2 separate regions of the Homo sapiens genome follow, and region 1 is linked to region 2. The links are chromatin contacts, found by Hi-C or POLR2A ChIA-PET in ENCODE. All regions are on one chromosome and are shown on one strand. The core of a region is the stretch at or near the end of the contact, and the rest is flanking DNA. Distances in the headings are between cores, read along the strand shown. Region 1 overlaps NFATC1 (nuclear factor of activated T cells 1). Region 2 overlaps NFATC1 (nuclear factor of activated T cells 1).

Region 1 (2,995 bases), core at 459-2,958, 40 kb before region 2:
CAGCAATTCCTAAGGATTTTCCAAATCTTCTCAGACTAAAATTCTCCCACTTTCCTGCTGCCTTGTTCAAACCATGGTTCGGAGATCTGTGAGCAGCCTGCCAGCCGCCGGAGGCTCTGAAGCCTTTCTGAGGCGAGGTCTTTGCACCTGAACGCTCTGGTAGAACAAGGTTTAGCAAAAGGGAGCCTGGAAGGGCCCATCCTCACCTTCTGCCCAGTCCTGCAGGGCTCAGGACACATCCTGGGGGCTAATCTGTGGGAAGAGGTTTGACTGAGACCCCGTTCTGCTCTGTGAATGGGCGGACTCTTCAGCATCTCACACGGAGAAACAACTTCCTCCTGGATCGGAGCCCAAGTCAGGGATAAGGTGCCTCCTGCCTGCACCGTGGGCACTGGCCGCCTTGTTACAGAATCAACGGCCGTCCACTGAGGGACACCGGGTGCCAGGGGTCCTAACACCCCTCCAGAGCACCCGGCACAGCTCTCCTTGGAGCTGGGTGCTACCCTTAGTCTCGTTTTGAAGACAGGACTGGGCGGTCAGGTCAGCCCATCCTCACACTGCGGTGAGTAGCGGGGGCAGGAGCAGCCTTGCTGTGGGCCACGCCCTGGGCAATGAGCGGTGGCTCCTTGGGGGATCTCAGATTTTTCCAAGTCTGTTTTCTATATGGCTGAACGATGTGACAAAACACTTGTCAAGGACACCCTCTCAGGTGCTCTGATCTGCATCTTTCACGAGCGAGAGGGGGGGTGCCAGGCACTTCCTGGTGGACCTTCAGTTACCGCCCATCAGAACACAAGCAGGCAGCGCGAAACATGCTGGGCCCGGGGGCTCCATCGCCCTTTACACTGCCACACTCAGCTTCCACATGTTCTACTGTGGGCGTGTGCCCCTCCTTCATGTTTCTGGGGTTCATGGGGACATTAGTGTTGTCCTTCCCTTTCTGTCTCAAAGAATTGACTGTGCCTGTCATTGGACGCAGCGGCTGCCATGAATGTCGACCGGGAAAGCGATGGGAAAAGCTGTTCAGACACAGCTGAGCTGCCTCTACCTGGTCACCTGCACGCCAGGCCCATGCAGTCTGCTCCATCCCTGTCCCTGGCAGAGCCCATCTGGGAGTGGTGGTGACTGTGCCAGCTGGAGACCCACTGAGCACCAGGGTGCAGCACAGACAACGACGCCCTCAGGCTGCGTGCAGTGAAGAGCCGGGAGAGGCAGCGCTAGAATTGTTTTTAGGAACTGGATTTGGGCTTAAAGAATAAACAATGTGGTTCAGCCACGCTAACCCAAATACACTGTTTAATCCTTGCAGTTAAAAAGTTTAAGTAGCACAGATGAAGACTATAACTTGCATAAACGATTTTTGTGTCAATTTTTAAAAAGCATATTTGTTCATATAGGTACCACTAACTTAATTGCACAAAACACATTTAAAAGCATCTTCCCTCTTTTTCAATGGTTATGTTAGTTCCAATCAACAACCAATTGTGCTATGATTATTCAAGTCTAAGAGTATTTATCTATGACCGCTAAACAAACCAGACAGTTTGGCAAGGACACAGGCCTCAGAATTATCAGACATCAGAACGTCCTGCAGGACTGCTCCTTCTTTAGAGTTGTCATTTTCCTTTACACTAAAGCAATACAGGAAACAAAAAAGGCCGTCGTGATGCCACCCACGGCCTACGGGGGCATGTTCCTATTGCCTCTTCCTGTCGCAGCGTCCCCATCCGCCTCACTTTCCGTCCAGCAGGCTCCCTTCTAAGGCCCACCGTCCCACTGGACACAGCGTAATTAAACCTGCAGCAGGAACGCAATTGTCCCCAGCTTACTCCACCATCCTCTGAGGGACAGAAAAGTGCATATTCTTCAGAGGACAAGTCATCAAAAATAACTTTTTAAAAAGAGCAAAACAAAACAGGAAAGACATTCTCCTCCATTCCTATAACTAAGAGATAATTATAAAAAGTATTTGCTAACCTTCCCAGAAAATACACCTTTAGCTAAAGTTAGTCTTGTAACCTAAGAGGGTAATAATTTGGGTAGGACACAGATAGAACCAGAAATATCTCAGGCCAAATCCTATTCTTAAATAACTAACTTCTAAGATGTCTCCCAATGACATTTGCTGTACTCAGCTTTGACAATATCTAATAATTCTTGGAGTAAGAACGCCATTTGATGGTGGTTGAAAACCTTAATGAACATATGGATTTTCATGGCTGTGGCGTTCATTACAAAGGGGCATGATAGATGTGTTTACTGACTGTTTTATGGTTTCATTGAATTGCTGAATACACAGCTTTCAATTTTTCCATCTGACATACACATTTAGACTTGTATGGCTCTCATTTAAGGTATTACAGTAGATATGAGCTAAGTACATAAAAATATGGTTAAAGCCACAAATTAGAGATCAGAAAATAGGAAGCGAAGAGGAAAACGCTTTTGTTCCACTGTACGTATATCGTGTCTGATGCAGAGGTGGCTTCGGTGTGTGCGCCAAGGTAACTGAAGAGGCCGCCTCTCATGTGGGTTTTTTAATTTTTTGAGAAGAAGCAACCTCTTAGAAAGTCTACCATAAATGTTTCCTCCTTCACAAGCAAATATCTGGATTTTCCATAACCTCCTACATGAAGCCTCCACCACGGCCTCCTCGGTCCACCCTAAACTGTCCGACACTGCTGGGCGCCCGGCGCTCGGCTGAGAAACGGGGTAAGAACAAGGGCGGTTCTGCCACTCCACAGTCGAGGAGCCACCACATTCTGAAAACGCAGGGTCGCAGCGTCTCTAGAACCCTTCTTTACGATTCTGCATTTTTCAAAGATGCTTTGTAAAGCAGTGGAAAATAACAGCTTCTCAAGTTTCATTAAAAAGTAAGTTCTCAAGTCCAGGACCTATTTCAGCCTTCACTTATTTTTATCTTTTTCATCGCAATAAGCCACCGCCACAGGGCCTGCTATTTTTGGAAGGAGAGGACGGGACAACGGAGGGACGG
Region 2 (3,213 bases), core at 124-2,623:
CCCCTCGAACGGTTCCTGTTCTAAAGCCCCAGCCGGGTCTATGCAGCCCCAGGGCAGGCAGAGCCCCTCACCCAGGGCAGACCTGGGGGCTCATCACAGCTCTTAATGGCCCGGACCACATCCTCCTCCCAACGTAGTCCCCTTGGCTGCCTTGGTGTGGCCTGGCTCCCGGGGGACAGCTGGGGTCTTCACGGCTCCCAGATCAGGGCCCCCTTCTGCTACAAGACAGAGGTGACAAGATCTGAGAATAAAAATCGGCATGAGCAACACGGTGGCAGGCACAAGCCTGCCCCACCTGTTGGCTTCCTGTGTGGTTGGTGCCCGGCAGCTCCTGGCTCCTCGGGGGCTCTGTCTGCAGCACAGGGAGCACCTGGGGGTGGGCGGGGGGGGGCCTGGGGGCAAGAACGGGGGCCTGGGGATGGGCAGGCAGGGGGGCAGGGGGCAGGCTCAGCCCTGTGGCTTTAGACAAGTGGGGTCACTGCTATGGACGGACTCGTGTCCCCTCAACCTCATGTTGAAGCCCTAACCCCCGTCCGCGTGACTCTACTTGAGAGTGGTGTTTGCAGGAGGTAACTGGGGGTTAAACAATGTCATCAGGGTGGGGCCCTGATCCAACGGGACTGCCGTCCCACAGGGAGGGAGAGACAAATCGCCTGTCCTGCCATGTGAGGATATGGCAGGATTTTGGCTGTCTGCAACTTGGAATGGTCCTCACCAGAACCCGACCGTACCAGTCCCAACCTCGGACTTCCAGCCCCCAGAGCTGTGAGAAATCAATGTCTGTTGTTTACAAGGTGCCCAGCCGGTGGTGCTCCACTATGGAAGCCCCAAAGACTGAGACAGTGCCCCGGACCCCCTTCTTCTGCCAACAGTACGGCCGGTGGTGCTCCACTATGGAAGCCCCGAAGACTGAGACAGTGCCCCGGACTCCCTTCTTCCACCAACAGTACGGCCGGTAGTGCTCCACCATGGAAGCCCCAAAGACTGAGACAGTGCCCCGGACCCCCTTCTTCCGCCAACAGTAACATCTGGTCCCCAGGTGGCATTGGGGGTGGGGAGATCTAACGCTGAGCTGCCTGCAGGCTGCAGCTGCTGTGCACAGCAAAGAATGATCCCAAGACAGTTCCCTGCTCCCCCATGCCCACATTTTTATGCAACCTTGTGTTCAGCTTGAATTACTCTACCAGGGATGCACTACAGTACTGGACAAAAGAGGTTTTGTTCAAAGTCTAAACCCCTGGAAAACAAAGATCAGATTGTCTTCTGTTTGCTGTATGACAAGAAAGTCCAAGTTTTGCCATCAACATAAACAACCAGGAATGACACCTCCGGGGCATGACTTTTCTCAAACAATGAAAGAAAACAGCGGATGAAGCTGCCTTATCACCCATCCCTCGAGGCTGAGAGGCATCATTTCTCCTTGTTCAGAGCCAAGATCAGTTTCCAGAGCAGGTGAGGGATCCACGGCCCACCATGGGGTAAATCTGCACCAACCAGGCACCGCCTGATGTGGGAGACAGAGAAGGGTCCTTCCGAACTCCATCCGCCTTTGGGAATTTGTGCTCTCTCACCGACTCTTCACTGGAGTTTCTGCTGAAGCGCGTTCCAAGGTTTCCAGGAAGGCATGATCTTCCGGAGTCACGACCACGTGAGTCTGGTGAGTATTCCAACCATGCACGCCACAGACCTCCAGGCTGAAACTGCAGCTCCGTGGAGGCTGACAACCGTGGCTAACCCTGGCCATGTGTCCAGGACGGGCCCAGATGCTTTTGTTCATGATCTCACTTTGCCCCCACACCCATCCTGTGTGTCGGTCGGGGTGAGAGAATTCCCTTTCCCTCAGGTTTATCACGTCGACCCCGAGCAACATCGGTGGGGGGCTTCCTACACATACAGAAGCGTGAAAACAGACGCAGAGCTCAGGTACTTGATGGGGGTCTCAGGTGGCAGCGACGGGGCCAGGACAGCACGGCAGCGAGGGGAAGCGCAAGTGGGGCCTCAGGCTGTGTGGTGGCCCCGTGCTGCTCCAGGGCACAGTGAGGTGGGATCTGTTGCCCAATTAGGCTGATGACAAAGGACGCTCCCACAGACCACACAAGCCAAAACACATCGGTCGGCTTTCGCCAATCCTCGCCCGCGCTGCCCGCCGTGTTCTGTGGGGCGCGTGACTCACGCTCCCAGGCAGCTGTGGAGCCAGGCTTTGCCATTCCGGCTGGAGCCACAGAGCCACGGTGGGGCAGCAGCATGGCCGACGCCGCCCGGAGGCGGCTGCACGTGGACAGGCGGATCCCTCCCAGGCGCGCGGCTGGCGTCGCCAAGCTCAGGGCGCCCCTCTTGCCCCACGCATGTCCCAGAGCGCAGGCTTCCTGGCACCCAGCCTCCCCACTGACTCACACCTCCTGGTTTGTTTTTGGTGGCCCGTGGCCCTTAGATTTCTCAACAAGCCCCTTCCCGCCCTCTCATCCCATCTCAGGCTCCCGGCCCCACCCCCCTTCTGGAGCCAGACTCGCCCAGCCCCAGGTGCGCCCGTCGGATGCTGAGCCCTGTGGCTCTTTCACAGAAGTCTGGATCCTGACGCTGGTTCCCTAATTTACTCCCCTCATCTCTGATTTCTGCAGGAGCAATCTTCCACCCCAAATCCCTCCTGCTTTAAAACACGCTCTGAGGACACGCACGGCCTGAGCGTCGGGTGGCTAGGATGCCTGGCGTCTTGCTGGGGGTGGTTTTGGCGAGCACATCTCGGACCTCCCTTTCAATTGGAGCCCTTCTTCTGACTTTTGGGGAGGTCTCCTGGGAGGCCTGGTGGGGCCAGCACCCCACAGCATGTGAGAGAGAATTCCTTTCCCTCAGGTTTACAACGTTGACAGTGAGCGTGAGAACACGCTTCCCTCACAACGTCGACAGTGAGCATGAGAACACGCTTCCCTCGCAACGTCGACAGTGAGCGTGAGAACACACTTCACTCAGGTTTACAGTGTCGACGGTGAGCATGAGAACACGCTTCCATCGCAACGTCGACAGTGAGCGTGAAAACACCCTTCCCTCACAACGTTGACAGTGAGCGTGAGAACACGCTTCCCTCGGGTTTACAACGTCGACGGTGAGCGTGAGAACACGCTTCCCTCGCAACGTCGACAGTGAGCGTGAAAACACCCTTCCCTCACAACGTTGACAGTGAACGTGAGAACACGCTTCCCTCAGGTTTACAACGTT

Evidence for each region. Hi-C counts contacts between places; a loop is a spot of excess contacts on that map. ChIA-PET counts read pairs that join two places held with the same protein, here RNA polymerase II (POLR2A). Pooled maps may share reads with other maps.
Region 1: a map of naive thymus-derived CD4-positive, alpha-beta T cell shows a loop between it and region 2 (4-fold over the local background). The contact joins two enhancer-like sites. A Hi-C loop is called at or near these places in 18 of 168 maps with a recorded cell type or tissue (B cell, CD4-positive, alpha-beta T cell, CD4-positive, alpha-beta memory T cell and 13 more), 37 of 37 single-sample maps with no recorded cell type and 18 of 50 pooled maps. POLR2A ChIA-PET finds 5 or more read pairs at or near these places in 11 of 52 experiments (AG04449, B cell, GM12878 and 8 more).

The regions. Positions count from the first base shown.
Region 1 is chr18:79,516,249-79,519,243 of GRCh38, reverse strand. All of the region lies in intron 9 of NFATC1 (nuclear factor of activated T cells 1), which reads right to left. Among named protein-coding and RNA genes, the nearest start is that of NFATC1, 120 kb to the right of the region's middle. Within about 2 kb of position 1,708, at least 5 of the 41 ENCODE cell types and tissues checked have a DNase peak (open chromatin) inside an H3K27ac peak, as active enhancers do; they include OCI-LY7, where a contact is called at or near this core.
Region 2 is chr18:79,475,296-79,478,508 of GRCh38, reverse strand. The region is part of intron 8 of NFATC1 (nuclear factor of activated T cells 1); the gene reads right to left. LOC107985162 (a long non-coding RNA gene) reads left to right here. Exons shown (of 2, transcript XR_001753518.2): 1 at 1-3,213. Among named protein-coding and RNA genes, the nearest start is that of NFATC1, 81 kb to the right of the region's middle. Within about 2 kb of position 1,373, at least 3 of the 41 ENCODE cell types and tissues checked have a DNase peak (open chromatin) inside an H3K27ac peak, as active enhancers do; they include OCI-LY7, where a contact is called at or near this core.